Regions from separate parts of the Mus musculus genome. Here regions 1 and 3 are each linked to region 2. Evidence: chromatin loops called from intact Hi-C (ENCODE). Cell type or tissue: gastrocnemius. All regions are shown on one strand. Links, peaks and the distances in the headings refer to the core of each region. The heading gives the core; the rest is flanking DNA.

What was found. A loop is a pair of places that touch in the nucleus more often than their neighbours do. Peaks named below come from ENCODE experiments on the same cell type or tissue, not always from the same donor. Only the 100,000 strongest peaks of a DNase experiment are listed, where the experiment ranks them.
Region 1: it touches region 2 in a loop (1.9-fold over the local background); 8 of 42 quality-filtered maps call a loop at or near these places.
Region 3: a loop joins it to region 2, with 4 times the contacts of the local background. A loop is called at or near these places in 3 of 42 quality-filtered maps.

The regions. Positions count from the first base shown.
Region 1 is chr17:29,610,309-29,620,716 of GRCm38, reverse strand. It overlaps Rnf8 (ring finger protein 8), which reads right to left and starts at 5,928. Exons shown (of 8, transcript NM_021419.2): 1 at 5,639-5,928. The coding sequence starts at 5,749. It overlaps Gm28043 (predicted gene, 28043), which reads right to left and starts at 5,928. Exons shown (of 28, transcript NR_132314.1): 1 at 5,639-5,928. In gastrocnemius, for the core only: CTCF peaks have their summits at 6,164 and 7,038 (motif pointing left); DNase peaks (open chromatin) are centred at 5,908 and 7,039; H3K4me3 peaks cover 2,115 bases; H3K27ac peaks cover 2,137 bases.
Region 2 is chr17:29,654,763-29,665,170 of GRCm38, reverse strand. It overlaps Cmtr1 (cap methyltransferase 1), which reads right to left and starts at 4,576. Exons shown (of 24, transcript NM_028791.6): 1 at 4,400-4,576; 2 at 1,865-1,999. The coding sequence starts at 1,994. The region is part of intron 7 of Gm28043 (predicted gene, 28043); the gene reads right to left. Gm20161 (predicted gene, 20161) reads left to right here and starts at 6,842. Exons shown (of 2, transcript NR_167666.2): 1 at 6,842-7,026. In gastrocnemius, for the core only: no CTCF peak of the experiment used is centred there; DNase peaks (open chromatin) are centred at 2,831 and 4,577; H3K4me3 peaks cover 1,847 bases; H3K27ac peaks cover 2,037 bases.
Region 3 is chr17:29,712,450-29,722,857 of GRCm38, reverse strand. It overlaps Ccdc167 (coiled-coil domain containing 167), which reads left to right and starts at 5,841. Exons shown (of 4, transcript NM_026782.2): 1 at 5,841-5,924. The coding sequence starts at 5,883. In gastrocnemius, for the core only: no CTCF peak of the experiment used is centred there; a DNase peak (open chromatin) is centred at 5,796; H3K4me3 peaks cover 1,391 bases; H3K27ac peaks cover 984 bases.

The sequences.
Region 1 (10,408 bases), core at 3,416-8,415, 46 kb after region 2:
ATAATCAAAAAAAAAAAAAAAAAAGTGGAGCACGCCTTTAATCCCAGCACTTGGGAGGCAGAGGCAGGCGGATTTCTGAGTTCGAGGCCAGCCTGGTCTACAAAGTGAGTTCCAGGACAGCCAGGGCTACACAGAGAAACCCTGTGTGTGTGTGGGGGGGAATCAAAAATAAATAAAAGCTAATATCAACGCATCTAAGCACTGCCCCCCCCCCTTTTTTTTTGGTTTTTCGAGACAGGGTTTCTCTGTATAGCCCTGGCTGTCCTGGAACTCACTTCGTAGACCAGGCTGGCCTCGAACTCAGAACAGGCCTTGGGGTTTTCTCAGTAAATCTTTTCAGTTGGCTCTGGTTCTGCCCTAGGTTCATCAAGAAATCTCCGATGCCCTTCTACAGTTGTCAGGTGTCTCTGAAGTCACCGTTCCTGGCCCGCACTCCCAGCCTGAGTCTGAGTGTGTCATCTCAATAGGTCTGAGAGGGCTCCTGGTTTATTGTCAATAGCTGTTGTATTAAGAGAAACATATTTAAGTTCTTAGGGATATTTGAAAGTAAAGCAACTCCAAGTCAAATTGTGGGTTACAAGCTGGAGGCTTTCCACACTGCTCTGTTCTGCTCTACAGAGTTCTCCAAGCAGTTCTCTCTTGCTTCTACAAGGGCATGTACCAGCTTCCCAGTCCTAGGCATGGCTACCAGTATATGTGTGGCACCAGCTGTCACAGTGCTCCAGTATACAGCCATGTTATCCTTGGCCTGAGAATGGCATTCTTTTTTTTTAAACAATTAAAAAATTTTTATTACCTTTATTTTATGTGCATTGGTGTTTTGCATGTATATATGTCTACGTGAAAGAGTCATATCTTGGAGTTACAGTTGTGAGCTGCCATGCAGGTGCTGGGATTTGAACCCCAGTCCTCTGGGAGAACAGTCCAAGTGTCCGTATTCACTGAGCCATCTCTCCAGCCCCATGACTATATTTCTTGACCCTCCTCTCCCAAGACTACTATGCTGTGTCTCTATACCTGACTGGCTGGCAAATGTGCATTCAAATGCAGGACGTAAAGCTGGCTTCGTTCACTGCCATCTTGTTAGTTCAGCTTGTCACCCTGCCTTGGTAAGGCTTCTTTTACCTTTTTGATCTGCCACCAGACAGACAGACAGACATGTTCCTTCCAGCTGTAGATTCCCAGGAAACTGATATGGCAGTTGATATTGTGCCTTCAGTCAATATGTACACAAAATAAAGTGGGGACTGGAGAGGTACTCAGTGGCCAAGAGCTCATGACTCCAAATCCAGACTCAGTGACCTCTTCTGACCTCTGCAGCCCGTCACAGTGGAGTATACACTCTTCAGAGTCTAGCTTGTAGTCTACAACTAAAGTCTTTGAGTCCTGAGTCCGAGCTTCCCCACAAGAATAGCTTGAGTTTCTGTAGAAAATAGAAACGAAGCTCAGATTCCCAACTGCCACACTTCCTGGTATACCTGTCTAATCACAACCACGTGAGGGAAGGAAATAAATAAGGTTCTTCTGAGATCCAGGTCTTACTTCCTTCTTTTCTGTGCTTAAGCCATCTTTTTTTGTTTGTTTCTTTGTTTGTTTCATCTTGTTTTTTTGAGACAGGGTTTCTCTGTGTAGCCCTGGCTGTCCTGGAACTCCCTCTGTAGACCAGGCTGGCCTCGAACTGACTGACCTTAGCAGAAAACAGTCAAGGTTATGTTTGCTCTTTTCCTGTTTGAGACAGGGTCTCACTATATATCGTTCACTGGTCTGAACTCTCTCTGTAGACCAGGCTGGCCTGGAACTCAGAGAACCTCCCACCTCTGCCTCCTGAGTTCTGGGATTAAAGGCGTGGATAGTCTGTGGTTTTCTACAAGCCTTCATTCCTCCTTTTGTAAATCCTTCAGAATGATATCCTCCGGGCTCCTTAGAGACCAGAGACAGCTCTGGCCTAGTTTATCAGTTGCTTTTAAACGCTTCGTAATAGACTCGATCACCGAGTTAGACCTCGGCTGAGAACACAGAAGCCACCTTCGACTCCATGTCCTTCCTTCCCGAGTCCTACAGTACCTAGTCCTAGTCTTGCGGTCATTTCTGCCCTGGGTCTCTCCACTGCCCTCTCTCAGTCCACCCAGCCAGGGTTTTCAGCACCTGAGTCTTTCTCTTCCCATAGCAGCTGAAGAGGGAAAACGAAAAAAGGTTAGATCACCTCTCTTCTTCAACACCCGCCTTAACCCAAAGCTGTCCACACTCCAGTCGACCACAGGGCCTTTTCATATATACTCTCTGCTTAAAATGCTCTTTCCTTAGAACTGAAAGCTCCTATTCCCAGTCTCACCCACTCAGGGCCTACACTAACTACACTTACCTAAGAGTGGCAAGGCACAGTTCATGTTACTCGCATACGCTTAGTACAGCCCTGAAGTACCTCATTGTACCATCCATCCCGCCCTCACTGCTTCCTAGAGTATGAACCACATCTGGCACTGCTTTCCAACACACTGTGCAGCAGATATTTGAGAACACAGGGGTGTTGCCCAAACCCTGTGTGGTGAGAAACCCCTAGAGCCCTAGCACTTAGCAAGTGGAGACAGGGAGAGGATGCCCGCCTGTCTATAGAATTGGCCAGATTCCAAAATGGGTGATGTTTGAGTCTTATTTTATATCAGAAGCCACCAAGATAGCTCAGTGGGTAAAGGCACTTGCTACCAAGCCTGACAACCTGAGTTCAACATCTTGGCCCACATGGTAGGAGAGAATGGACTCCTGGAAGCTGTCCTCTGACCAGTATGCATATACACTGTATACACCACAACATGCAGACCACCACACCCACACATTTTTTTCAAATGGAGAACGTCCAGGGTTGAGGACTAGCGTGGTGATGGGGGAGGGAGTGTTTGGGGACCATCTACCGTTCCTGTCCACTAACAACTGCTATCTCTGGTAGCAAGTGTAATTAATTAGCATAGGCCCTGAGGGGGTGAGACTGGGAAGAGGAGCTTACAGTTCTGAGCAACTGTAGAGAAAATATTCCATATTCCATTTGACAGGATGGGAGACAGCCTGTCTGCCATCAGAGGGGGAAAGCACCTTGTTCTGAGAGGACTTTAGAATTCAGAGAGAGGAAATGCCCTCCGTCCTTCTCGCCTTCCCTGTCCTGGCCTTCACACTGCTTCCATTTCAGCACTGCTCCCCATGGTAACTGCTCCCCTTCCAGCCTTTAGCACAGACAAGGATCTAGACACGTCCTTGCTCTTGACCACCTCCTTGCTCTTGACCACCATCTCCAGCCCTGTCCTCCTCTGCAGGGCCCTGATGCCGAGAGAACCAGGACGTACTCGGGAGCCATCCCACCTCTTCCCCTCCCCCACTCACTCAGAGTCATGGAAACCAAACACAAGAGAAGCAGGTAGGCAGGTGGCAGGTAGTAGGCAGCAGGAATCCCGTACAGCTGTTCCCTGCAGGCCTGCAAGTGGCTCACTCACCTGCAATCAACCCCTGTTCATTTGTGCTTACACCAAACTCTCCAGATTGGTTCAGGAAGCTTAAAGACAAATAATTAACTAAAGGATTCCCTTCAGTGTGATATTTAGATCCGTCCATGTTCTTAGAGGTTTCTATCTGCATAATGAAGCTTTGAGGGGAAGAACTGGGAAGGCAGGAGCCAACCTGCTTTAGCTGTTATGATTGGCTGATACCAGGCACACCTCTCAAAACCTTTTGCAAACCCACCTGGGCTATATCACCTGAGATCCACAGTCAGATCTCATCCTGGCTTTGAGTCAAACTCTTTATACACCCTGCAGGCTATGCTCCAAACGCTGCCTGCAACCTGACTTTGCAGGTCACCAGGCAGGCTTGCTTCCCTTACACACAGGCCCCCAAGGCCCTCAGTCTTCAGCTTTCTCTTGGTTTGTCTGAGTCTTGCCCCATAGATGTAATTCCACACAGATCAAAGGAACAGTACTGAGTATGTTCAATAGTGCTTTACGGTCGGTCCTCTTGCCCTCGTTACTCCAGGAGTGCCCAACTAGCCAGGAGTAATAGATTAGTCCACAGAACTGAGTCTCAGTGAACAAGTCAACACTTAAGTTTCCCTCTAGGGTTGTGAGAGACTAGTAAATGCTCAGGGATCAGATTAATGAAGATGAAAAATAGTAAGACCTCATAGGTAAAAATAAACAGCCCTCTAATGCCTAATTTAAAGCAGGACCTGCTCTAGAATATCACTAAATAAGCCACACCTTGGCCCACCCAGACGTTCTCAGGCTCCTTCACTGTGTAAATTCTCTTCCCCTGGTTCAAACCATAAATCCCTACATTCGCCTCTCAATTGAGAATATGCAGCTTATCAGAAAAACCGAACTTACCAATTCACTGAATTTATCTTATATGATGTTTCAGGGTTATTATTCTTGCAAGGAAACACCATGACCAAAAAGCAAGTTGGGGAAGAAAGGGTTTGGGTTTTTTTTTTTTTTTTCAGCTTACACTTCTGAAGTGCAGTCCCTCATCAATGGAAGTCAGGACAAAAACTCACACAGGGCAGGAACCTGGAGGCGGGAGCTGATGCAGAGGCCATGGAGGGGTGCTGCTGACTGGTTTGTTCAGCCTGCTTTCTTATAGAACACAGGTGCACCAGCCAAGGGACAACCCCACTCACAATGGGCTGGGCCCTCCCCTATCAATCACTAATTAAGAAAATGCCTTACAGCTGGATCTTATGGAGACATTTGCTCAATTAAGTTTCCCTCTTTTCAGAGGACTCTGGTTTGTGTGCCAAGTTGACAAAAGACCAGCCAGTACACATGACCAACATTCAGTACTGTACAGGCTTTCCAAAACCTCAAGGATTCTACATTGCAAGCGCATCCCTGACCCAGTTCTGCTTCCAGAGCAGACTGCAAGGATTGAAAGCCCACAACAGCACCCAGCACCTCTCCCCCACTTAGAACTGTTCCTCCCACTTTGTCTTTGTTTCTAATTTTGCGTTTGTGGAGCTGCAGATACAGCTCATTTGGTAGAGTCCTTGCCTTCCAAGTTCTGTGACCCTGCGTTCAATCCCCAGCACCGGCCTTTTAAGTCAGCTTTACATTGTGAGCAGTTTCTGGAGAGAAGGCTGACCCACTTCAGGAGTGGCCCACCCCGACGCTCCAGTTCCCCTCGGAGATGGAATGGAAGACTTTTATTTTCAGTATTACAGTTCGAGGGGTTTAGGCATGCTACCCTTAAACTCCTGATCACACTTAAAATCAACTCCAGAGAGTCCACGCCCTCCGCAGCCTTCCAGGCGTCCATCTTCAGACTCCCTAGACAGGTTCGCCACTCCTAGGAATCAGTGGGGACGCCTCTGCCTCAGTTTCTCCGTCTCTGATAGACCCTTAACTGGGACAGTGCCTGTTCTCGACCCCATCCTTCTCCTCGCTGGGAGGCCCGCGTCCGTTACAGCGGCTCCGGCACGGGTCCCGCTCCCGCGCAGCCGCCCTCCAGCTCGGGCCTCAAGCCGCGGACTCGCCTGGCCTCGCGGCCCGGTCCCTCCGGGCCCTGAGGTGGCCGGAGCCCGCTGCCTCGGCGCCTCCCCGCCGACCGGTGTGCGCGGCCTTCCCCCGCTCCCGCAGCTCGCCAGGCCTCTCGCCCTCACCTCAGTCCCAGCCTCCAGCTGCAGCCACTCGCAGTCCATCCCCAGCCGCCGCAAGCACCAGCTCCGGCGGGCCGCGAGCTGCCCCGAGACCAAGGGGTCGGGCTCGCCCATGGCCCGACCGGCACTGGGGCAGCGTTCAGCAACCAGCCAACCTCTAGCCTGAGCTCCGGCCGCCTCCGAGGTTCCTCTCGCGCAACTTAATCTACACACAAGACAGAAGCAATCGCCCGGGGATCGACCGCGTTGAGAGCGCGGGCCCGCCCCAGGCCTGGGAAGGCGGGCAGTGCGCGTGCGCAGCGGGAGGCGGGCGGGAAGTGCGCAGGTGTGAGCCTGAAGAAGGACGAGCGTAACGTCTGCTGCGGACAAAATCCTAAACTAAAGCATAGATTTTAGGACTTGGAGGATGGCTCAACGAGTAAAGCTACTTGCTGGCAAGCGTGGAGACGATGCTCAGGCTTCACCTATATGGTGGCTGGGGAAAACTGACTTTTCAAATTGGCCTCTGACTTCCAAATGCGCACCCTAGCGGGTGGGTGTGGGTGTGCGCGCGCGCCTGTGTGCGCGCAGAGTAATAAACACTTAAAAGTTATAGATTAAAAATTATAGTAAACAACAGAAACACTCTCTTTCCTTGGGTTCGTGAGTATAATAATGACTTTCCCAATACCTTCTTTCCTCTCTGCGCTCTCCAAAGCCAGTACCCCAGATCCAGCAGCAATGAACCTGAACCTTTATTTGTATCCCACCCCTTTTTCCTTTGGCAGAGTGTGGTGGAGGATGAGGAGTTCAAGGGCATCTACCGCTATGCAGTGAGTTAGAGGCCAGCCTGGGATATGAGACCGTGTCTACAAAACAAACAAAAATTGCTTTATAACACGGTGATGACGGCCATAACCATTTTATTGAGAACTATAGCCTACTTTGGGTTGGGAGTAGGAGATTCTGAACATTGAACACACAGCCAAGGATGTACTCTGTAGCTAAATTATACCTCCACCCCATTATAACCCACTTTTGAGTGATTTAGAAAAGTCTGATCATTTTAAGGTTGATTCAGTCTATTCCTATTTAGCATCTATTTGTTTTTCATGACCTCATTTTGTTTCTGAATCTTTAAAAATTATACCAGGCAAATCTGTAGAGATGGATCGCATTACCTGGGGCTCATACAGGGTACAGAAGGAATGGAAATGGGCTTGAAGGGGCTAGGGAGATGAAACTCTCCCTTCTCTCTCCACGCTGAAGTTTGGGTGTTTAAGATATGTGTGTATGGGCTGGAGAGATGGCTCAGCGGTTAAGAGCACGGACTGCTCTTCTGAAGATCCTGAGTTCAAATCCCAGCAACCACATGGTGGCTCACAACCACCCGAAAGGAGATCATGAGATCTGGTGCCCTCTTCTGGTGTGTCTGAAAACAGCAACAGTGTACTTACATATAATAAATAAATCTTAAAAAAAATAAAAAAAAGATATATGTGTACATGTTTTGCCTGCATGTATGTCTCTGAGCCAAGTGCATGCCCAATGGCTGCAGAAACCAGAAGAGGTTGTTGGATCCCCTGGAACTGGAGTTTATTATTTTTATGGATTGTTTTGGTTCGGTTTATTTTTATGTATGTGTCTTGCCAACATGTATGTATGTACCACGCGTGTGCCTAGTGCCTGTGATGTCCAGAAGAGGATATCAGATCCCCTGGAGCTGAGGTAACAGATAGTGAGCCATCATGTGGGTGCTGGGCACCAAAGCCATGTCCTCTGGATGAGCAGCTCATCTTGATGTGCCATTTCTCGTACCTGATGTTGTTTTTTGTTGTTGTTGTTGTTTCGAGACAGAGTTTCTCTGTATAGCCCTGGCTGTCCTGGAACTCACTTTGTAGACCAGGCTGGCCTCGAACTCAGAAATCTGTCTGCCTCTGCCTCCCAAGTGCTGGGATTTAAAGGCATGCACCACCACTACTCGGCTGTTTTTTGTTTTGTTTTGTTTTTTTGATTTATTTATTATTATGTGTAAGAACACTGTTGCTGTCTTCAGATGCGCCAGAAGAGGGCATCAAATCTCATTTAAGGATGGTTGTGAGCCACCATGTGGTTGCTGGGATTTGAACTCAGGACCTTCTGAAGAACAGTCAGTGCTCTTAACTGCTGGGCCATCTCTCCAGCCCCTTGGTTTTTTGTTTGTTTGTTTTGTCTTGTTTTTTAAAGAAACCAAATCTACAAAATTGTTACTACAGAGAGCAATGTTAATGACAGCACTCACTTATGGAGCTCTTGGGAGGCTAAATTCCTTGGTAAATACTGATCACTGTTGGCTACCATTGGAGGACACTGTAGTCTCAGCTTTTGCAGTAGCCACCCCTAACCCTATGCTGTATCTTCACTTTTATTTATTATTTTTTTTATTATTATTATTATTAGTGGTTGTGGTGCTGAGGATGAACCCGGAGCTTTGTGCATTCTAGCCAGGACTTAGGCACTGAGCCACACCCCCAAGGCCTCACCTGTGACATTCTACCCTCAGTTATCCAAGAGACATATAAAAATAAGGTTTTTCCTCTCTTTAAGCTGGTAATATTATAAAGAGATTCCTTCAGCTTTAGACTTTTACCTATAAGCCACATCCAAGCAAGTCATGTCTTTGAAAAACCTAAACCAAACAGTTTCCCTTTGTGAGTCCGGGTGGGTCGCTGGGCTGCAGCTTAGCTAATGATGTGAATCGGGTTTCCCTGCATGGGGTTCGGGGGAGGTGAGATGGAGGCTTTTTTCATTACATCTTGAAAGACTGAGCTGGGTAAAAAAGGAGTCTTGACGTGCGTGTCTGAGTCCTGCCTTCTCTGTTCCCTCCTCTGTGCTCACGAGTCAGCTGTATAAGGGAAGCCTGCATTTACCTATCCTAGAGCTAGGGTGAGGGAGGATACAGGCAGACACCTGAGGTTTGTGGATACTGGAGTGTGACTTCAGAGTGAGGTCCTCCTCCCTCCCCCAGGATGAGCCAACCTATGTGTGTCTGGTGGGAGCAGGGAGCTAGAACTGAGGGCTCTACATTCTAGTTGGATCTACTTTATCTGACTCCTTTATTTTACACTCCTCTGTACCCCACCCCCAAATATGAGATTCAAACTGAAATGTAAGAAATGCAATCTGAAGGTTCCCTTCAAAGCTGCCCCTGCCAGCCTAGGGCCAGCTACCATCGAATAGGAAACACTAGACCCCTGCTAACGCCTGCTACTGTAGCTATTCCACTATCTAAACTCTGCTAAGCTCTACACTCCCAGTCCACCCAAACTGGAAGCGTGGAGTGGAAAATTACTAACAGCCAAACTCGCCCTTGGGGTCATGTTTCCGACAAGCTTGAAAATGAACAGGAGACGGGACACAGAGTGGAACCCACTCACGATTACAAATGTAAGTGATGGAAAGCCAGGCCCCAGATAGCACAAAGGAGGGAGTGACTGTCAGTTATGAGGAAAGGGAGGGAGGGGCTCTGCACAGTCTGTGAGCTGCTCGCTCTCAGCATTCCACCAGTGCACCTTTTACTGTGATGACACCCTGCAAAGTCACCAACTAGACTAACTGCTCTGTCTATGCTCGGTGCTCTGTCTATACTCAGTGTTCCTACTCTGGGGTGAGGATCCATGCTTCTGGCAAAGGGAAGGAAGGAAGGAAGCCTTTGGTTTCAAAAGGGAACGGTTTTATTTACTGACTGACTTACAGACCAAGATCATCAGAGTCTCACGTGACTCAGGCTTGCCTTCAATTTCCATATGTAGCTGGGGATAGCCTTGAACCTCTGACCCTCCAGTCTCCTCCTCTAAGTGCTAGGATTACAGAGGTGCACCGCCACCTCTGGTTTATACAGTGTTGGGGATCAACAACCTACTCTTCACACATGGTAGGAAGGCATTCTACTAACTGAGCCTTGGGAAGAAAATGTCTTAGAAAACCAGAGGGGTGTGTGTGTGTGTGTTCTCGGGGCTGGGTGTAGAATCTGCTTCAGACACCTTTTGTACTAAATGCTGTCATAAGTACACTGTAGCTGACTTCAGATGCACCAGAAGAGGGCATCAGATTAGGGGTGGTTGTGAGCCACCATGTGGTTGCTGGGATTTGAACTCAGGACCTCTGGAAGAGCAGTCTGTGCTCTTAACTGCTGAGCCATCTCTCCAGCCCCTAAATGCTGTTTAATGTCAACAAAGCTGTCTAATATGTTTGACTCCTTGCATCGTGCTCAGAAGTGCTTATAATAAGCCATCAAGTATCTTCCATCCTGGTCGTATCTGTAATTGCTGTAATTGATAATTAGGGTGGCTATTTTAGAACAAACTCAGGTCAGTGTATAATTACCCTACTCCTTTTCTGCCTGCACCGGCCCAAACATCCATCAGCTTGTCCAGGATAAGCTTCAAGTTCAAATATTTATTGCACGTCAGATTTTACTAAGGTGGGGGGCAGTGGGACCTCAAAGTCAATGATGACAGCCTTGTTTGCCTCTCCATCAGTGTGAGCTTTTGGGCTGTTTATTTTGCAGGTGATACAGCTATCAATGTCAGTGTCAAATGTAGGCAGGAGGTGATTTATAGCTGGACTAGATCACTGCGAGTTGACTATCCGGAGACTACAGAAGTCACTTTGGGTGTAGCTCAAGGTGTACATGCAAAACCTTAGGTTTGCTCCCTGGTACTGGGGGGGGGGTACGGGACAGAGATGAGGAAAGAAGGAGAAAATAGAGGAGAGGGGAAGAGGAGAGGAAGGGAGAGGGGAGGGAGGGAGGAG
Region 2 (10,408 bases), core at 2,055-7,054:
TCACCAGCTCAAGTAATCTCTCCAGTGTCAGCCTCCCATCCAATCAGGAAGCAGAAGATGTGACAGTGCCCATCATTACTGAGACCTTGAAGACCCATACCTCCACACGAAAGGTCATGAGACTGAGTCCATCCTAGATCACAGCTGCCCATCTTCACTGGGTCAGCTAATGTCTAACTGTCCTCCCATGAGCCTACCACTAGAAAGTGAACTTCATTTCCTCACACTGACCAAGGAAACATCACATCCTTCCAGTCAACAATCTGTTACAGTTTCATTCCAGTCAACCACTGATCTCACAGGGCATACAAAAGGCAAGTCTGCTAGTGTACTGGGATGAAAACAGCATCCTCCTCCAAAATTCCTGTCACCTATAAACTGGGGAGGACTTGTATTTGGAAACAAGTCTTTGCAGATATAATCAAGTTCAAATAAGATAACTAAAGAGGCATAAGTCCTAATCCAATGACTGACATCCTCCTAATAGGGAAATGTTGATGCAGACGCAGGAAGGCAGAGGCAGAAACTAGAGAGACACACTACCACCAGAGGCATGCAGTACCAAGTGAGCCATCAGAGAATTACAGAAGAGAGGGAAGGGGAGTCCTTCCCAAGAGCCTTCCTAGAGAGCATGCAGCCCTGCTGACAACCTGGGTGAGCCCACTGCTCTCCAGACCTATGGCTCTACTGTAAGCAGTGCAGCATGTGAGAGTCTGTTCCATAGAGCAGCTCTCAGGGATGAGTGGAAGCCGAATAGAGTGGTGTACATGTTTAACCCCAGCACTCCGGAGGCCAAGGCAGGTGGGTTTCTGTGAGTTCAAGGCCAATCTTGTCTACATAGTGAGTTCCAGAACAACCAGAGACACAGAGTAAGACCCCTCTCAAAACAAACAAACAAACAACAAAAAGAAGGAAGGAAGGAAGGAAGGAAGGAAGGAAGGAAGGAAGGAAAAAAGGAAGGAAGCCAGCTTGTCAGAGTTAATATGAACAGAGTACTTCTAATTGTCTGGCGAAATTATGGGGTGAAATTCATATATTGTAAATGTCCACAATGTTAAAACAGATAAAGCATAGTATATTTCTACCAAATCTTTGAGCTGGAGGCAGAGAGACACTCCACCACAGCTGAGTATTTCTGATTCCAACTGCTAAAGGAACTGAGAAAACTGTACACAAGGACCCAAGACTGCCAAGGCAGCTCCATTCCACCTCTACAGAGGGGCTTCTCAATTATTAATATCTATTTAAAACACCACATTCAATGCTCAACACTTCTACCTGATTTTTTTGTTTTGTTTTGTTTTTCGAGACAGGGTTTCTCTGTGTAGCCCTGGCTGTCCTGGAACTCACTTTGTAGACCAGGCTGGCCTCGAACTCAGAAATCCGCCTGCCTCTGCCTCCCAAGTGCTGGGATTAGAGGCGTGGGCCACCACGCCCGGCATTTCTACCTGATTTAAGGCAGTGAGGAGGTCACCTGCTGAAGGACCAGGAACAGATCAAAGGCACTTTCTGGAACGGCTCCACCTTTTAGAATTTAAAACACGTTTCCCTACTCTTAGTAGGAGAATAGCAGCAAAATGGAAGAGTCTGGGTCAGTTCTCCTCTTCATTGTTACTGCAACCATAAATCCCAGGCCAGCCTGGTCTACAAAGTGAGTTCCAGGACAGCCAGGGCTACACAGAGAAACCCTGTCTCAAAAAACAAAACAAAACAAAACAAAATCAGGTAGAAGTGTAGCTTCCATCTTTCTGCCAAATGTGCTGATTTTGCTCAAGGGCCAGCGAACTACACTCTGCTCAGTCCAGGCACTAAGGATTCCAACCACCAGACGGCCAGCGGCCTCGGATCACACAGGCCAGTGTACCTTTTGCTGCATGATTGACAGAGGAGAGAGGTTCATCGTCAGATGTGGAGCTGAGGTGCCGGGCAAGCTCCCCAATTCGCTTCTGTTTCTTGAGGGGGGCAGTGCATTCTGGGTCAGTTCTCCTCTTCATTGTTACTGCAACCACAAATCCCGTCAGTCAGCTCTGAGGTTAGAACTACTGGGAAAGAGGCAAGGATCCCAAAGGTAACAACCATCATCAGCCGGATGAGATGTGGCCACTGCACGCATCTCCTAATGCTAACACTTGAGCAGCCTCTTCCTCCAAGAAAGGTCCAGGAGGGAGGCTAGCTAAGCTCTGTTTCTCAGTAACGATGGTTAGTTTCCCTAGGAAATGAGGTGCTCTCAGAATCAGAGCCCTCAGTGCTATTAGCATCAGATACCAAAAAGTTAGATTAACTCAGCAAGGCACAGGAGGAAGAGGCCTTTGAGTGCCTGCTATTCTATAACTTTAGAGACAATACTGGCCATTTATAACAATGTGCACTGGAAACAAATAATGAACCCTACTAAGTAACAGTTACAAATATTTCCAAGGACAGTCAGAGAATGATTTTTTTTTTCATCATCTTTACCAGAACAATGAAGATCTTATTATGTATGGGGAAAATGATGGGATTTGGCCTGTTTCCTGTTTTGAAAAAAGAAAGAGCACAGCGTAAGGCATGGAAGTACAAGCTGAGTGACAGCCAAGAGGGGTAAAAGAGACAACAGATGACTTAGTAATGGGATACAAATGACTTTTTTTTCTATAAAAAAAATTTTGACATTAATTTTTAAGAATACAAGTACAACTCCACAATAAGGAATGGAGAGCTGGGTGCACTTGGCACCTGCCTCTGTCTTAATACTCAGGAGTCTGAGGAAACCTGTAGAGAACCTGCAGCAAACTCCAAGGGCTCGAGGATGTCGCTCTCCCACAGAGCCTTGCCCTGCACATGCAAGGCCCTGGATCCCAGCCCAGCGCTGCACAGGGAAAAATGGAAGAACAGAAAGCTTCCCTCGATGGCCAGGAGCTGGTTTATGAGAAGCATAAAGTTTAAAAAAAGAAAAAAAAAAAAAAAAAAAAAAAAAGGACGAGGAGCTGGAGACATGTGTATGTCTTAAATTCAATTCCCAGCACCCACACCAGACAACTCGCAACTGCCTAGAACTCTAGCTCCAGGGAAACAGACACCTCTGGCCTATGCAGGTACCCACATGCCTATTTAAAACAGTCGAAAAAAATCTTTAAAAAAAAAAAAAAGAATTACAGGCCGGGCGTGGTTGTGCACACCTCTAATTCCAGCACTTGGGAGGCAGAGGCAGGCGAATTTCTGAGTTGGAGGCCAGCCTGGTCTACAGAGTTCCAGGACAGCCAGGGCTACACAGAGAAACCCTGTCTCAAAAAGTCAAAAAAAAATTACAAAATCTTCAGGAAAAGTAGTGTATTCAAAGAACTCAGAAAAGAGAAAAGACTTAAAAGTTGGAGGTACACTGGTATCTTTGGGGAACAGGGACGCTGGGATACAAGAACAGACTTCTCTGGCGTTTGAGTCAGACATATAGTTTTAAGACCATGTGTTGTTTTGACTATGAACTGATACTCAATATTGTCTATGAAAATCAGAGCCAGTTCAACTTATTTCAAAATATTTGCTGGGGTGGAGGGAGAATGAGCATCAGCAGTCGAGGTAAGAAAGTAATGGAATTTGAAGGGATATAGCAATCCCTCCCCTTGAAACCTAGCAAAAGGTTTCCGTATTTCCAGCCCGAGGATGAACCTGTGGACCCAATGTACGATCATCCCAATCTCAGGTGGCAATTTCCTAAGTGACAGTAGCAGTGCCTATTAGAGGAAAGCAGGAAAGCCAGGCGACTGAGCCAACAGAAAGCCAGGCCCGAGGAGCCACATTTTTACTTGACATCACAGATAGGTGAGCCTACTGGAAAGCTCATCGCTGAGGCTTCACAGCACATAAAATGGGTCTCATTTAACTCTTAAGTCGTCCCGGTGGGTGTGGGTGAAGCGGGGGTGGGGGGTGCCACTGGGAACTCAGTGTGGTCTGCGATGGGGCAAGTGAGAGAACAGGAAACAGCTTTGTAGAAGGGCAAGGCGGCAGATACGAACGTCCCCCTCCACCACAGCACCTTCGACTGGGGCCTCGCAGGGAATCCAAGCCAATCCTCTCATTTCCTCGGCCAGGGGAAGGCCAAAGGGCTATCGAGTGACCTACAATGGCAGACGCGCTGTGACCAGGCACTTCTAAGCGCTGCTAACCCCCGTATGCAGAGGGGAAAGAAGGGAACGCCATCTCCCCGACGGAGCTTCTCCTTTGGAAACGTCAGGTGTGATACTGTGTGCGCGGCGACCAGCAGCAGCGGCAACCTCGGCTCCGAGAGGTTGCTGGGGACAAGACAGGGGGCAGGAGCAGAGAGAGGCTACCCGAAAGCGGGCAAAGCGGCCGCCGCAGGGGAAGGATGCTGTGCCCGTGCGCCCGCCCGCTCGCACCCCCGGGGCCGCGCGCCTGCACTCACGCTGAGGGGATGGGGCGAGTAGCCGGCGAGCGGAGACGAGGGACCAGGCCGCCACTGTCGCCGCCCAGGCTGGCCCTGCAACCTCCTCCTCCCTCACTTTCGTTTTCCTCGCAGGGCCGGCTAGCTGCGCGGTCGCGCTCGGAACCCGCCCCGCGGGCGGCGCCGCTTGATAACGTCACGAGCCCGCCAGCCCCGCCCCCGCTGGGCTCAGGCTTGGCCCTGGGGAACTGCCCAGGTCGCACAGCGCGCAGGACCCGAGGCGCCTGCGCGGAAGGGGGACCGCGAAAGAATGGGGGGGCAGAGAAAAGCCACTAGGAAAATAACCCTTGTCTACTCTCGCCCTAAAGAAGGGAAATCAATACTTCACCTCAGTTTATTCATCTTGTTATGGATTACCTGAAGAAGGAAAACTCCCAAGATGTCTTAATAAATCATGTGGAGTCTTTATTATTTATTACCACCGGTGGGGCTGTCTCAGGCAGAGGAGCGGGAAGCACCCTCGGACCTCCAGTTTGTTCGACATTTTAAAGACAAGGACTGCAACTGTGATGTATACAGAAAGGCAGCTCCAAACATGTGCAACAAGCAAACATTGCTTTTTTTTTCTTTTCAGAAGCAGAGTGATAACAATTAAATGGTCAGGCAGTTAACCTTTAGGTCAGAATCACAATCACATGGTATAGAAATTTATGGCTGATCAAGAGACCAGTTTAGCATAAGATTTAATGACTGGTCGAAGTGACCGGAGACGAATTTTTGCCCAAAATAGTTTTAGCAATGAAAGTATTCTTAGGAGCTAGGTGGTAGTGTCGAACACCTTTAATGCCAGCACTCAGAAAGCAGAGACAGGCATATCTCTGTGAGTTCGAAGCCAGCCTAGTCTACATAGCTACTTCCAGGACAGCCAGGGATATATTGTAAGACCCTGACTTGGAAAGTGGGAAAAAAAAATCCTAGAAAGTGTTTCACAACATGGCGTAACTAGTTTGGTAGCTTACTACAGTATCGTCATTATATAGATTTAAGAATACAGTCAGAGGAGCCGGGCGTGGTGGCACACGCCTTTAATCCCAGCACTCGGGAGGCAGAGGCAGGCCTATTTCTGAGTTCGAGGCCAGCCTGGTCTACAAAGTGAGTTCCAGGACAGCCAGGGCTACACAGAGAAACCCTGTCTCGAAAAACAAAACAAACAACAACAACAACAAAAAAGAATACAGTCAGAGACACAAACTGGCCAAGGTCAAAGACCTGTTCCTGTTCCATAGGACATATTTAACATTGGACTAGGCATAGCTCAGTGTCAAGACTGTTCGTCCGGTACACACCAGATCCTAGATCTGATTCTCAATGCCTCAGACTAAAAGAAATAATGGCATCTGTGGCATTTGACCATATGCACTGAGATGGGCTGTAACTCTAACTCCTCTTCCCATTTTCAGACCAATATAACTTTGTTGGACATTCTCAGCTGCGTTTGTCTCTTAAACCCCGAGACTTCAAATGTCAACATATGTTCTCCCATAATGCTGCTTTTTTTAAAAAAAAAAAGGATTTTATTTTTATTTTATGTGTATGCGTGTCCTTCATGCACGTATGTATGTATGCCACATGCATATAGTACCCTTGTAAGCCAGAAGACAGCATCGGATCCCCTGGAACTTGAATTACAGATAGTTGTGGGTGCTGTGCTGAACCCAGGTCTGGAAGAGCGGTAAGTGCTCTTAACCCCTGAACCATCTCTGCAGCCCCTTTCCCAGGTGGCTGGCGCTATATGATTCAGTCTGTTTATTTGTCCAGAGATCTGATGAGTTTACCTTTTCTTCATTTCCCTGAAGCCAACAATGCACTTGAGACTTGAGTTCAAGTTTGCCTTCTACTTGTCAGGTAAACATCTCCTACCCTATCATACCTCATCCTCCCCCTCCCCTCCCCTCTCCCCCTTTCCAACCCTCCTTCTCCCTCTCTTACCCACCCCTAAAGCTTTTGCAGTAATCTCCAACTTATGATGCCTGTCTCCAAACACCTCTGTTTGAAGCTTTGTTTGTATTATCATGTGTGAGCCTATGGCAACCCATCAGTGACTCGACCCTGCCAGTGACTTCCCACTGCTCTTAGGATGACACCAATGTTCTCTAGGTGGCCTCAAAGCCCTTCAGCCTTGTCCTACTAGCCCATCACTTCTCACCCTCCTGGTGCCGTCTTTCTCAAACACCTTGTCCCTAGGGTTTCTCTCCCTGCTTTCTCTCAATGGACCATCATTTCCCTTCATGATGCTAATGACCACTTACCCCTCCAGTTTGAATGTAGTGATGATAGTAAAATATGCATTTTAGATAAGTAAAAATAGCTTAGTCAGGATCCCTTCTACACCCAAGGCTGTCCCAGATAAGCAGAACCCAGTGACATCACTCACTTAAGATAACCATACAGTCCTAGAACTCCATGACATCTACTGGACAGTATGCAAGCAGAGACCGAAAGTAATGCTCTGTCCTGCACATCTGGAGAGCATGATCTTCCCTTTAGCTGAAGAGTCTCCCCCACCCCCGCCCCCAGGATCCTGACCATCGAATCAGAGACTTCTGTTAGAGACTGGAACTGACCCTCAGCAAGGATATGTCCAACAGGTGAGCAGCCCTGGGGAGATAAGCTTGGGACCATAGTTAGGAATTTAGAGTGTGAATCTTGTGTGATGACCCTCAGCATAATAAAATAGAATTCTTGTTATACTGTGTGTACCTACCACGCATCCCTATGGTCTCGCTTGAAACAATGGGTTTAGCACTTTCCCCTCTGGAAAACCTTTCCAGAGTTCACAAGAGCATTTACCATCACCTCCATTAGGAAAACTAGCAGGCACTGCATCCTGCCTCCCACCACACCATACCCATCGGAAAAGATTCTCAGGTTATGAGGCTTGGCGACAAGAGGATTAAACTCTGAGCCATCCCATCGAGCCCTGAAGAATCTTTTTTGTTTGTTTGTTTGTTTGTTTGTTTGGAGACAGGGTTTCTCTGTATAGCCCTGGCTGTCCTGGAACTCACTTTGTAGACCAGGCTGGTCTAGAACTCAGAAATCTACCTGCCTCTGCCTCTGAGTGCTGGGATTAAAGGCGTGCGCCACCATGCCCAGCAGGAAGAATCTTTTTGTTTGTTTGTTTGTTTGTTTTTGTTTTTTCGAGACAGGGTTTCTCTGTGTAGCCCTGGCTGTCCTGGAGCTCACTTTGTAGACCAGGCTGGCCTCGAACTCAGAAATCTGCCTGCCTCTGCCTCCCGAGTGCTGGGATTAAAGGCCTGTGCCACCACGCCCGGCTAGGAAGAATCTTAAAATATAGAAAGTCACTGTCAGTAGAGAGACAGAAGATGAAAAAAAAAATAACTGACTGAGAAATTAATCAATGGAAAACAACAGCAAGCAGATCTCTGAGTTTGAGTCCAGCCTGCTCTACACAGCTGAATTCCAGGCAAACCAGGGAGACCCTGTCTCAAAAACAACGGAAGAAAGGGAGGGAGGGAGGGAGGGAGGGAGGGAGGGAGGGAGGGAGGGAGAGAGAGAGAGAGAGAGAGGTAATAGGGAGTGGGAGAGGAATGGGGCAGGGAAACAGTATCAACAACTATTTCATAAGGTGGGCTCAGGCGGTTAAGAGCACTGGCTGCTCTTCCAGAGGTCCTGAGTTTAATTCCCAGCAACCACATGGCTCACAACCATCTGTAATGAGATCCGATGCCCTTTTCTGGTGTGTTTGAAGACAGCAATAGTATATTCATATACATAAAATAAATAAATAAATCTTGCCAAGCAGTGGTGGCACACTCCTTTGATCCCAGCACTCGGGAGGCAGAGGCAGTTGGATTTCTGAGTTCGAGGCCAGCCTGGTCTACAAAGTGAGCTCCAGGACAGCCAGGGCTACACAGAGAAACCCTGTCTCGAAAAACCAAAACCAAAACCAAACAAACAAAAAAAAACATAAATAAATAAATAAATAAATAAATAAATAAATCTTTAAAAAGAAAAAAAAAACATTTGATACAGAAAAAATTATTTTTAACTCAGGGTCTTGTAGTCTTGGGCTGCCACAAGTCTAAGGCAGCACTATGCTACATATTGATATATTGAGTTCTGGGCCAGCCTGGGCTACAGAATGAAAATCTACCTAAAGAAAGAGGAGTGGCACACACCCTTAATCCCAGACCTCAGCAAGCAGAGGCAGAAGAATCTCTGTGAGTTCAAGGCCAGACAGAGTTATATTGTGAAACTCATAATAATAATAATAATAATAATAATAATAATAATAATAATGTATTATATTATTTAACAATTTTATAATGTTGTTTATTATATTACATTTATCATGTTTGTTATGTTATTTAACATTTTTATAATTATTTAATAATAATTTTAAACCATAAATACCCCCAACTAGGTAAACATAATGTGGATCATTTTTCATACTTTCAAATTCTTTTTTTTTTTATTTATTTATTATATGTAAGTACACTGTAGTTGTCTTCAGATACACCAGAAGAGGGCATCAGATCTCATTACATGTGGTTGCTGGGATTTGAACTTCGGACCTTCGGAAGAGCAGTCGGGTGCCCTTACCCACTGAGCCATCTCACCAGCCCTACTTTCAAATTCTTAAATATATACATAATAGCTGAAAGCAAATATAATGTTGTTTGGTGGAGGTTTCAATGAATATAGATGTAATAATTCTCAGAAAGATTCTAAAAGGAACTGAGAGGTAAGCTCTCTATATTCCACTGGAAGAGGGAAAATAGTGATTTTTAAATTCAATGTAAAGTTAATATCTATATGGCAATCCCCCATTTAAAAAAAAAAAACTTTTGCCGGGCGTGGCGGCACACGCCTTTAATCCCAGCACTGGAGAGGCAGAGGCAGGCAGATTTCTGAGTTGGAGGCCAGCCTGGGCTACAGAGTGAGTTCCAGGACAGCCAGGGCTACACAGAGAAACCTTGTCTCAAAAAAAAAAAAAAAAAAAACGTTTAAAATTTTATTTAAAGGGGCTGGAGAGATGGCTCAGTGGTTAAGAGCCTTGACTGCTCTTCCAGAGGTCCTGAGTTCAATTCCCAGCAACCACATGGTGGTTCACAACCGTCTGTAATGGGATTTAATCCCCTCTTCTGGTGTGTCTGAGGGCAGTGACAGTGGATTCATAGAAATAAAATAAATAAATCTTTAAATATTATTTAAAAATAAATGTTTAGTCATCCCAAGCACACAGCTGCAATCCACATGCTTGGGAGACAGAAGAAGAAGGATGGAGATTTCAAACACATCTCAGCAACAAGTTTTAGACCACTTAGGCTACTTGAAACCCTGCTTAACAGCAAAAAGCTGGGGTGGGGGGTTGACAAAAATTAGTAAATTTGCTGCATTTCTTTCCAGATTATCAGACAGCAACAAAAGGTTACAAAATTACCAATGCCAGGCTGAAACAGGGGACATCTTACAGATGTTAAATAGTTTTGCAAATGTTAAGACTTTCATAAAGACATTCTGAGACCTTCTATAGGCTGACTGATTTCGGACGATTCCTTAACAACTACAAATTACTGGAATTTACCCAAGACAAATTAGGCAATATCTACTAAAGAAATTGCTTTCATAGTTGTTTTCTTTTTAAGCATCCTTTAAAAGCTTGAAATCCAGCTGGGCATGGTGGCGCACGCCTTTAATCCCAGCACTCAGGAGGCAGAGGCAAGTGGATTTCTGAGTAGGCCAGCCTGGTCTACAAAGTGAGCTCCAGGACAGCCAGGGCTATACAGAGAAACCCTGTCTCCAAAAACCAAAAACCAAAAAAAAAAAAAAAAAAGCTTGAAATCCAAATGACCCTTTAGTTTCATTTCTGTTACTGAGATAAAACACCCTAGCAAAAACAAAACAAAACAAAACTAACTAACAAAATCTAGGGGAGCAAGGTAAATAGCTACAATGGTTGCAGTCCATCATCAAAGGAGAGTCAAGGCATTAGGAACATGAAGCAGC
Region 3 (10,408 bases), core at 2,704-7,703, 57 kb before region 2:
TAAATAAATCTTTAAAAAGAAAAAAAAAGAAAAAGAAAAGAAAAGAAAAGGCTTAGTTAGTTTTTCTAAAAGAGAAGAAGAAGGAGGAAGAAGAGGGAAAGGAGGAAGAGGAGGAAGAGGAAGAACATCTGCTGGGGTGGGTGAGGTGGCTAAGTGGGCAAAGTCACCCACTGCCAAGTCTGACGTCCTGTGTTCGATCCCCAACACCCACTGGAGGGAAATTTGACTCCTGCAAGTTGTCTTCTGACCTCCGCATATACGCCCAAACACATATTTGAATACATACTAAAAAAATACATTTTAAAAGATTTTTTTAAACCACCTAATTAGCTGCTAGCTTCATCCTCTTGTCTTCTTCAAAGGAGGCATTTGGTCCTCTGCACAGGAGGAACGGCCCTGCCCTTTTCTGTGGGCCACCTTACTTACAGATGGATGCTATTCCTTTTTCTGGGAAATGGGGGTGTCTAAGCCAGCTCTCCTTTCCTTAGCCACAGAGCTAATGGATACAGAAACTGTTTTAGGAAGAATAAAGTGTCACAAACACAAACACGGAATGCATTTATTGATGTATTCATGTTCCTTTGTGTTCCCAAAAAAGGATCCCAGGTATCTTAGTGAAATGCTCGTCATCCTGTGAGCTAAAAAATAGACACTGTACGGCCACAGAGATGGCTCAGCAGGAAAGAGCACTGGCTGCTCTTCCAGAGGACCAGAATCTAGTTCCCAGCACCCACAGTGCAGATCACAACCTTCAGTAACTCCAGTTCCAAGGGATCCAAAGCCCTCTGCTGGCCTCCAAGAGCACCAGGCCCATACATGGTGCACAGCCATCCATGCAGGCAAAACACCTGCATGCATCAAATAAAAATGCACATCTTTAAGTGGAAAGAAATAGACACTGTGACTGAGCTGAGAGAAGTCAGTGAGAGCGTGAGCAGAGCCAGGGAAGACCTACAACGAGGAAACTCAAGATCCCCAAACAGGTCTGTGGAGAATGGCAATCTCTGTCAATCACAGAAAGGGAGGGCACCCCAAGACCGGACCCCAGGGCTGACATTCTCAAGAGGCCAGTGAGAATGCTTGCCTAGTAGGCATGAAGCCCTGGGTTTGATGCATACAATTGGGCATGATGCTACATGCCTGTAATCTAATCCCAGCACTTAGGAGGTAGAGGCAGGAAGATCGTGAGTTCAAGGTCATCCCCCATCTACCTAGTAAATTCAAGACCGTGTCTTAGAAAGCTTCAAGAACAGATACTGAGGGATCAAATAATCTGGATTTCTATGCCTTCAACAATCCCCCATCCTGTTGTTTTCAAAATCTCTAGATTATCTACTTATTATTCGATTTCACTTGACTAAGAACTGGTCACCAAATAAATGAGCAAAAAAAAAAAAATCTAGTTTTTATAATATAGTCAAAATGAATCTGGAGCTAAGCCATGGTATATACAAAGTTCCCCCAGCAAAGTAAAAAAAAAAAAAAAAAAAAGAAAAGAAAAAGAAAAAAAAAAAGATGTTTCAGCATCTTGGCTTAGCTGAAACATATAAAACCCACAAAGATATGAAACCCATCCGAGCAGCCCATAAAGACACCGCTGCCTTTGCCTCGGAACTTTGGGCTATGATCTGCTGCCCTGGAACAAAATTCAAACATAAATCAGCTCCCACTGTATTTTTAAACCACCTACGAAACTCTTCATTTCCTGCCTGAAGTGCTTCTGACGATGCAGCTCTTGCTTGCCCCTGCTCTGAAAAGTCTCCCTCGGGGCACTGCTGGGGACGGGAGCCTGGGTCCCACAGTTCAGGCAAGGCCAGGCAGAGGAGAAGGACGGAAGGAACCATCTGGAGGTTGGGCTGTTACCCAAAGTTGGAGAGGGTTCTTTCTGGCGTTCACTGCCAACTGGGATCCCCTCTCATCAACACCCAGTGCAGTCTCATCTGTGCCCTCTGACCTAGAGCCCCTGCCAAACCACCCCAGATGCCCACGGCACTCTTCTATGGCTTCTATTGGAGCCACTAATGCAGCAAAAGTAAGTACCAGGCAGCTGGCATTTAATTCTACCATGCCTGGGCATTTGCTACTTCGTGCTGTCAGTCTGTCTCTCTAACTGGATTAAAGATACCATGAGGGTAACAACGAGTTTGTTCTTACGGCATATGTCTACCTTCCAGTTAATCACAGCGCCTTATGTCTGGGCATCTTTCGAACAACAAGGTCATGAAAGCAGAATGGAGGGTGTCGAAGCTGGCGAGCAATCCCTGCTCCGTCCTTTTTGCAGAGAAAGAAAACCGCGGCCAAAGGGGAGGCTTGACCAACCCGAGGTTGTGCCATGAGAACCTTCCAGAAGTCACCCAGGTTTCCCACCCACCAACACACATGCTCTATTTGCCTTAGCCACTCCAAAAACCTTCAAAAAAGACAGCTCAGGCCCACAGCTCGCTGGGGAACAAAGATGCACAAGCCCGCCACCCCCCAGGACTCCCATCTGTTCCCGGGCAGGGCTGCCAGGCCAGGCTGCAGATATCTCAGTGAAGAGTCCTCAGAGGAATAGCAGGCAGGTCTCTGTACTTGCCAGGGTCACGTGGGGTGGGCTAAGACCTGAGTGGATTACTGGGTGCCCGGGCATCCTCTACCCACAGCACACCATCAGCACAATTTTGTGTTGCCCTGACACATCAAACTGTGACTGATGTCCCAGCTCAAGGACAAGTGGTGAGAGAGGCGGCAGACCCCTCAGTGGAGATGCCTGTGCATGCTGTGGCTGCAGTGTACTCCACACCCCAGGTATCTGCCTCAAATGCAAATCAACACGTGTGCTATAGGCAGGTGAAGGCTCACAGAAACCAGGCTCAAGACAAGAAAACAAACGGCAGTGACTGGTGGCTCCTCGGTCCTGTGGACTCTCCTGGTCACTCATTCTGCAGATGCAACTTCTTAGCAGGTCTCATGGGGACCTTCCACACCTGGCATGATGACCCTTACCAGATGTGAAAACTGAGGCCTGGAAAATGGAAGTACCTTGCTCCACATTGCTACTTTGTACAGCTGCAAAATGATTCCGGTGCAGTTGGAGTCCAGGAGGGCTTCACCTTAAAGTTCCCCTTTCACTATAACTCACAAAGAACTTGGTTCCAGTCCATTGAGTTTTTTGTTGTTCTTTTTGTTATTGTTTTTCTTTCTTGGTTTCTCAAGACAGGGCTTCTCTGGGCAGCCTTGGCTGTTCTGGAACTCAGTCTGTAGACCAGGCTGGCCTCGAACTCAGAGATCCACCTGCCTCTGCCTCCCAAGGACTGGGGTTAAAGGCGTGCGCCACCAACAACCGGCTTTAAAAAAAGATTGATTTACTTTATTTTTGTGCTTCAGAGTTTTGTCTGTCCATCACGTGTAGGCAGCGTCCAAGGACGCCAGAGGAGAGCATTGGATGCTAATAAGCGGGAGTTACAGGCTGTCATTAAACACTGTGTAAATCGGGTGTGGTGGCGCACACCTTTAATCCCAGCACTTGGGAGGCAGAGGCAGGCGGATTTCTGAGTTCGAGGCCAGCCTGGTCTACAGAGTGAGTTCCAGGACAGCCAGGGCTACACAGAGAAACCCTGTCTCAAAACAAAAGCAAAAAAAAAAAAAAAAAAAAAAAAAAAAAACCAAAACCAAAACCAAAAACCCACTGTGTAGATGCTGGGAATTGAACCAAGAGGTCCCATGCAGGGGCCAAAATGCTCTTAACTGTGGTGCCCTCTCTCCAGCCCCTCGTCTTGAGCATTTTATTCCATCATCAGACCCAGAGGAGGAGGTCTGTTGAAAAAAAGACATGGAAGTTGAGCGCTTTGGTAACTTTGTCCTAAACTGGGAAGAGATGAGACCCACATGAGGCACACCCAGAGTTCTGTGGCTTTTTCTTGGTGCCAGAGAAACACAGAAGGAGCCACTTCTAAAAGAACACAGTGCTTCTCCTTCTCGTCTTCTCACCTCCCCTGGGCCAGCGCCTGTGATAATTGGGAAGCAGAGTCTGTTTTTTCTGGGACGGAACCAATGCTGGAAGGGTTGTTGATTGACAGCTGATAGACAATGTTCTCGAGGAAGATTTTCTTGTGCCGGGTGTTAAGCTGAGAACTGCACTAAACAACTTCAGCAGCCTGCGTCCTGTTCAGGTAGAATTTACTACCTGTTCCCTCTGCAGGTCGCAGTCAGGCAGCCAAGTGAGATGGTATCTCAGGTCCCTTCCAGCCCCATCACTCAAGGGCTCTATCATGAAGAAAACACAGATCTGAAAAAAATTTTTTTTCTCCTCCAAACACTGAGGTGGGGTTATTATTCACATAGAGAAACGGACTCGGGAGTGGAGATAAGTGGGTAGAAACAAGGAGCTTCGATTCTGGTCTCATCATCTCTGACCTAGTAATTCCACGGGGGCAAATTTATCTTTAGAAAGAGACACGGAAGGACAGAGCTGTGTGTGCACACAGGCCTGCTCTGTTCCCGAAGCAGAGAGGCCCTGCGGTGTGAGATAATATCCAGTACAAGAATGGAACGTAGGTACCTGAGGGATCTATGGCAGCTTTTTGAACCACATCCCCACTCTTTCAGACAACATCTATCTACTTTTAGTTTTTTTGCCATACCACAATTTTTTAAAAATTAATTATTATTATTATTATTATTATTATTAAGGTTTCACTGTTGTCCAGGCTGATTTCAAAACTGTGGACTCTAAATGATGCACCACCTCACTATCCTAAATAATTGAGACTACTCATATGTCCACCATGCTCAGCTAACTTTTTTCTTTTAATAAAAAAAACAAAAACAAAAAAACCATAGCACTTCACAGATGCTAAAGGTACTGACTTGTAGCTAGAGAAAGTACCCAAGATGCTGAAGGGGTCTGCAACACTATAGGTGGAACAACAATATGTACTAACCAGTACCCCCCGGAGCTTGTGTCTCTAGCTGCATATGTAGCAGAAGATGGCCTAGTCGGCCATCATTGGGAAGAGAGGCCCCTTGGTCTTGCAAACTTTATATGCCCCAGTACAGGGGAATGCCAGGGCCAAGAAGTAGGAGTGGGTGGGTAGGGGAGCAGGGCGGGGGGAGGGTATAGGGAACTTGCAGGATAGCATTTGAAATGTAAATTTTAAAAATATCTAATTAAAAAAATGAAAAAGAAAAGGTACTGACTTGTAAAACTTTGGTGGCAGCTCTATGTCTATGTCCTGTGGTAGGGTTATAGTCAAAACATCTCCAAGTCCAAGGTCTAAACACTCTAAAATCCTAAGCATGAACAAGCCTCTAAAAGAAAGCCAGAAGCCCAGGTAAGACCTAGGAATCTCAGGCTAATATGGTGTGCTGCGAGCCTTCTTCATGCCTTCCGTGATGTCTGCAGGCTGTTCTCATTTCACCAGAAAACAAGCTAATGCGAAAGAACACAGGACAGAAAGGATTAACGGTGCAAGACCATATTAGATCCCAAAGGGCAGAGCAGTTCAAGTTGGGACTGAAGGGCCAGGGCTTGCAGGCTGAGCCTTGCAGGAGCAAGAACATTTGAACGAGGATAGCCTAAAAAACGGTGCAGGGATGCCCTGAGGGATGCAAGAAGGAAGATGTTTGAAAAGAAAGAAGGAAGTTAAGATAAAAGCTCTCAAGTACGTAAAGAGGTCTCCACTCACGGGTAGACCTGAAACTGCTTCCCTGCACATCTTATACCCGGAGGCCGCCCCTCACAAACATGGCCGCTGCAGGATGGACGCGCCCCTTAACAAGATGGCGACGCAGAAGTCCCGCCTCCTTCCTCTGCACCGACCAATGAAAAAGAAGCACGAGGTCCTGCGCGTGCGTAGTGCGACTTAATGGGCTGGTCCAGCGCGGAAAAGACAGCAAGCAATATGACTAAAAAGAAGCGGGAGAATCTTGGTGTCGCTCAGGAGGTGAGGGGGAGAAGTCGGGTTCGAGTCACGTGGTTAGTCACTGTGTTCCGACGCAGGGGCGTCGATCGGCCCGGCGGCTGCGACGTCGAGGGTCAGATGGAGGAAGCGAGGGCGACGTGGCTTTGGGAGAGGCTGTGAAGGGAGGTGAAGGGTCACGATGAGGAAGGCAGGGATGGAGCTGAGAACCATCAGCTCCATCCCTGGTCAGGGGAGTCCCAAAGAAGACAGGCCATAGTGGGTATTCTAAAAGGAGAGACTCGGAGACTAAGGGAGACTTTAGCAGAAAGAGACAGGTGGGAACCAAAGGTGTTCGGGACTTGTAGGTGAGGGACCACCATGGAGCTAATAAGACTCCAGGGTGAGTGCGAGGCTATTATTCAGTATACTGCTAGTGGCTTAAACGTCTCCAGAGAGGGGAAGTTTTTCCTGTGGGGTATCAGCCTTGTAGCTTGAGGATCTTTGGAAATCTGCAGAGATTCCTAGAATTGGTGTTTGGGAAGGCCTTTAAAATAGTTTGTCATGCATGGAAAAAAAGCCGTCTGATGCATGTTTCGTTTGCATGTTCAATGAATTGTTGCATGTCTGTTATGCTCGTATAGACGAGGGAACTGAGGGTCTACGTGGAACTCAGGACATAGGTGGCACATGGTTATAGTCCCAGGGCTCAGAGATCTAAGCCAGCCTGGGATACAGAGCAACACTGCAAGGAAACGAAAAGGCGGAAGCCAGCTTAAAGTGGTGAAGGTGATAGAGCAGGGAATAATGCTCAGGTGGGCTTCCTGGAAGTGGGGACTCGTTTCCTCTCCCTTACAACGAAGGCATGTTCAGCCTGGGCCCTTGGGCCACTGGTGTTCCAGTACATCTAGGAATGTGATACAGCATGCTTGTAGATGACAGCATCAGGCTTCAATGTCAAAATATTGGACGCCCTCGAGGCATCCTCCCAGAGGTTACTTATCTCCTCAGTGATCCCTTTTTTGTTTGTTTGTTTGTTTGTTTTTTTCAGACAGGATTTCTCTGTGTAGTCCTGGCTGTCCTGGAACTCACTCTGTAGACCAGGCTGGCCTCGAACTCAGAAATTCGCCTGCCTCTGCCTCCCAAGTGCTGGGATTAAAGGCGTGTGCCACCATGCCTGGCTGCATTTTTGTTCTCTTTAGTGGTGGTTTGCTACTTTGAGGGATCCGTAAGCACCGCGCTGACGTGCTGTCTAGTGCTCCAGGACTGTGATGGGGCTTAGAGCGACAATCGGTTTGTTACATAAACCATTTTTCAGGTGTGGAACAACTCAGTATTATGTGGTCCTTTGGGCAGTGAGTTCAACGCTAATGAGAACTGTACGTTTATTAAATAAGATCTCTTTAACAGAAGTACACACCAGAGAACATTGTATGAGTTGATGATAACGTTGACCAGAGCATTATGGAAGCCCAGCCCACTTCAGTATTTGTTAATGAATGTTATCTCAGTTTTAAAGAATATAAGTACTGGGGTTGGAGAGAAGGTTCAGTAGTTAAGAGCACGGGCTGTTCTTGCCTCTCCGGACACCAGATATGTATGTGGTGCACAAACATATAAGCAAAACATTCGTAAGAACTCGTATGGCTAGTTCTGGTGACATAATGCCTGTAACCCAGCACTTGGGAATCAGGGGAAGATCACAAAACCTTCATAGCTCAACCCTTGCTACATGTGATCCTGGCTCAAATACACAAACAAAAAGTATAGCAATCACATAATCAGTCTGTCTTAATATGAAGGTGGCCGTGGGCAGTGTGACTGTAGCAGCTCCGGTGAGACCTCATTTAAAGCTAATTGTGTGCTTAGGCGGCTGAGGTAGGAAGCTCGTGAGTTTAAGGTCAGCGTAGACAATAGTGAGAAAACCAAAACCCACTTCTTCGTAAGAAGAGGAGGTGGCATATATTCTGTCCACAGCCTTTCCGCTTACCAGGGTTCTGCCATCTTATCAGCAAGATTAGGACCACCCCACTGGTATGCTCTTCGTCAAGAAGAGAATAGAGAAAGTGCCTGCTGCGTTAAGGACTCTGGGCCCAGAACTGCCCACTTTCTATTCCTACGAACCAAGGTGCACCCCCCACTACCTGCAGGGCAGCGGAGACTGGGCTGGGCTCGTCAGCTAAGAGGCCACATGCCCAGCTGCAGTCTCATCACCAGGGGAGTTGGGAGCAGATCTCCCTGCAGAGCACACCTCTCCTCACCATGTGGCTGTCAGGTGCCCGGAGCATGCCTGGCATAAGGTGGCGGAGGACAGACAGGGACTCCTTCATCACCCCAACCATTTAAATCTATCCCCTTCTTCCTGCTTTCATTTCCACATCTGTAATATGGAGGAGAAACTCCTGTCTTTTGTCAGGCTGACACAAATCAATCTTCTATCTATCTACCTATCTATCTACCTCTACCTACGCTAGGGCTAGAGCCCAGGGCTTCCTGCCTGCTAGGCAGGTGATCTACCATTGAGCTACACCATCAACTTTTGAAGTGTTTGAGTTTGACACAACGTGTATTCTCTTAGTGCTTTGTATGGGAGCAGATCTACCCATTTTGCAGCCTTATGAATGGTAGGGTGCTGGCTAGTTTTTTGTCTGGTTGACACAAACTAGGGTCATCTAAAAAGGACCTTCAAGAAATTGCCTCCATCACATTGGCCTGTGGGCAAATCTGTGGGGCATTTTCTTGAGGAATGATTTGAGGTGAGAGCAGGTGGTCCCGGGTTGTATAAGCAAGCAAGCAGGCTAGCCGGGCATGGTGGCGCACACCTTTAATCCCAGCACTTGGGAGGCAGAGGCAGGTGGATTTCTGAGTTCGAGGCCAGCCTGGTCTACAAAGTGAGTTCCAGGACAGCCAGGGCTACACAGAGAAACTCTGTCTCAGAAAATAAAAAAAAAAATAAATAAATAAATAAAAAAGGAAGCAGGCTGATATATATAAGTACTGGGTTGCCATGGTTGCAAGCCAGTAAGCAGCACCCTCCATGGTCTCCGTATCAGCTCCTGCCTCGAGTTCCCTTCATGATGAACTATAAACCTTGAGTTGAAGTGAGAACTGGAGAGATGGCTCAGCGGTTAAGAGCACTGACTGCTCTTCCAGAGGTCCTGAGTTCAATTCCCAGCAACCACATGGTGGCTCACAACCATCTGTAATGGGATCTGATGCCCTCTTCTGGTGGGTCTGAAGACAGCTATGATTTACTCATATAAATAATATAAATAAATAAATATTTAAGTTGAAATGAATCCTTTCTTCCCCAAGTTGCTTTTGGTCATATTGTTTATCACAGCAACAGAAGAGCAAACCAGAGCTGATCCTGGTACCAAGATCATGGTTACTGCAGTGACAGACCTGACCATGTTGTTTAGGGAGGATTGTGGAGGCATTTAGAACGTGGGGCTGGAAATACCATTAGTGATCAAAGCTTAATGAGCTGTTTGTGGGAGCCTGGAAAAGAACCCAGAGCAGCACAGACCTTGGAGACCTGGCTTGTAACGTTTCAGGGCAAATAGAAGACTCGCTCAGGACTGACCGTAGGCTGGTTTGTATTGAGAACATGTATGTAGCTCTGGTCAGCTGTGACTGAAGAACCTGCTGTGATTTAACAAGAGACCCGCACAGTAGGCAAGCCCTCTAGCACTGAGCTATATCCCCAGCACATTTTACCCCCTCAGTAACACTACGCTCTTACAGATGTTTGCATGGATGTTTTAAATATTGGTAAATATACAGATGTATAAAAACATATATCTTCGGTTTTGTCACTAGGATGACTTTTTGCTGGGATAGTCAAGGTTTTGAAACCTGTAATCCTGGGCCTTCGCAGAGACCTGGCATCTGGCTGTTTCTCCGCTTCCTCTTCTGTTGCCCCCAGCGGGTCTTGAGTATTGAATGTGCACTGATGCTCTGTAGCAGTAGATATTGTCCTCTTATTAAAAGTCTTGCGCTCAGAGCTAGTGAAGTGGTGATTTAATCAAAAATGTTTGTTAATCTGACGAGTGCAATAAAAGCCCACAAGTGAGATCTCAGCACCTGCAAACAGCCCTCGCTTACTTGTTGTAATGAAACAATTACCAAGCAGGTGGCCCTCACTCGAGGGTGGCCACGGGCCAGCTGTGCCAGGTGGTTACCGCTAGGGTAGCCAGACCCCCTTTTAACTCTTCAACTCTGCTTCCTGTGAGACTCAGTCAGGAACAACTGACTATGTGTTAGATTCTGAAGTCACCACCCCAAATTGGACAGGGAAAGTTCGGCCTGGTAGGAAACTTGCTTGCATTTTGAGCTGTGACAGAAGCTGGCCTGCAGCCTTCAGCCACTTGGCCTTAAGATACTAAGTATGAGTCTCGGCTGCCTCCACCTTGCGGCACTCGTGTTTGAACCCAGTGCCTTCTGCATGCTTGGAAGGTGCTCTGCTGCCGAGCTAAGTCCCCAGCCGACATCCTGAAGGAGATAACTGGGCTAGATTTGGTCCTAGT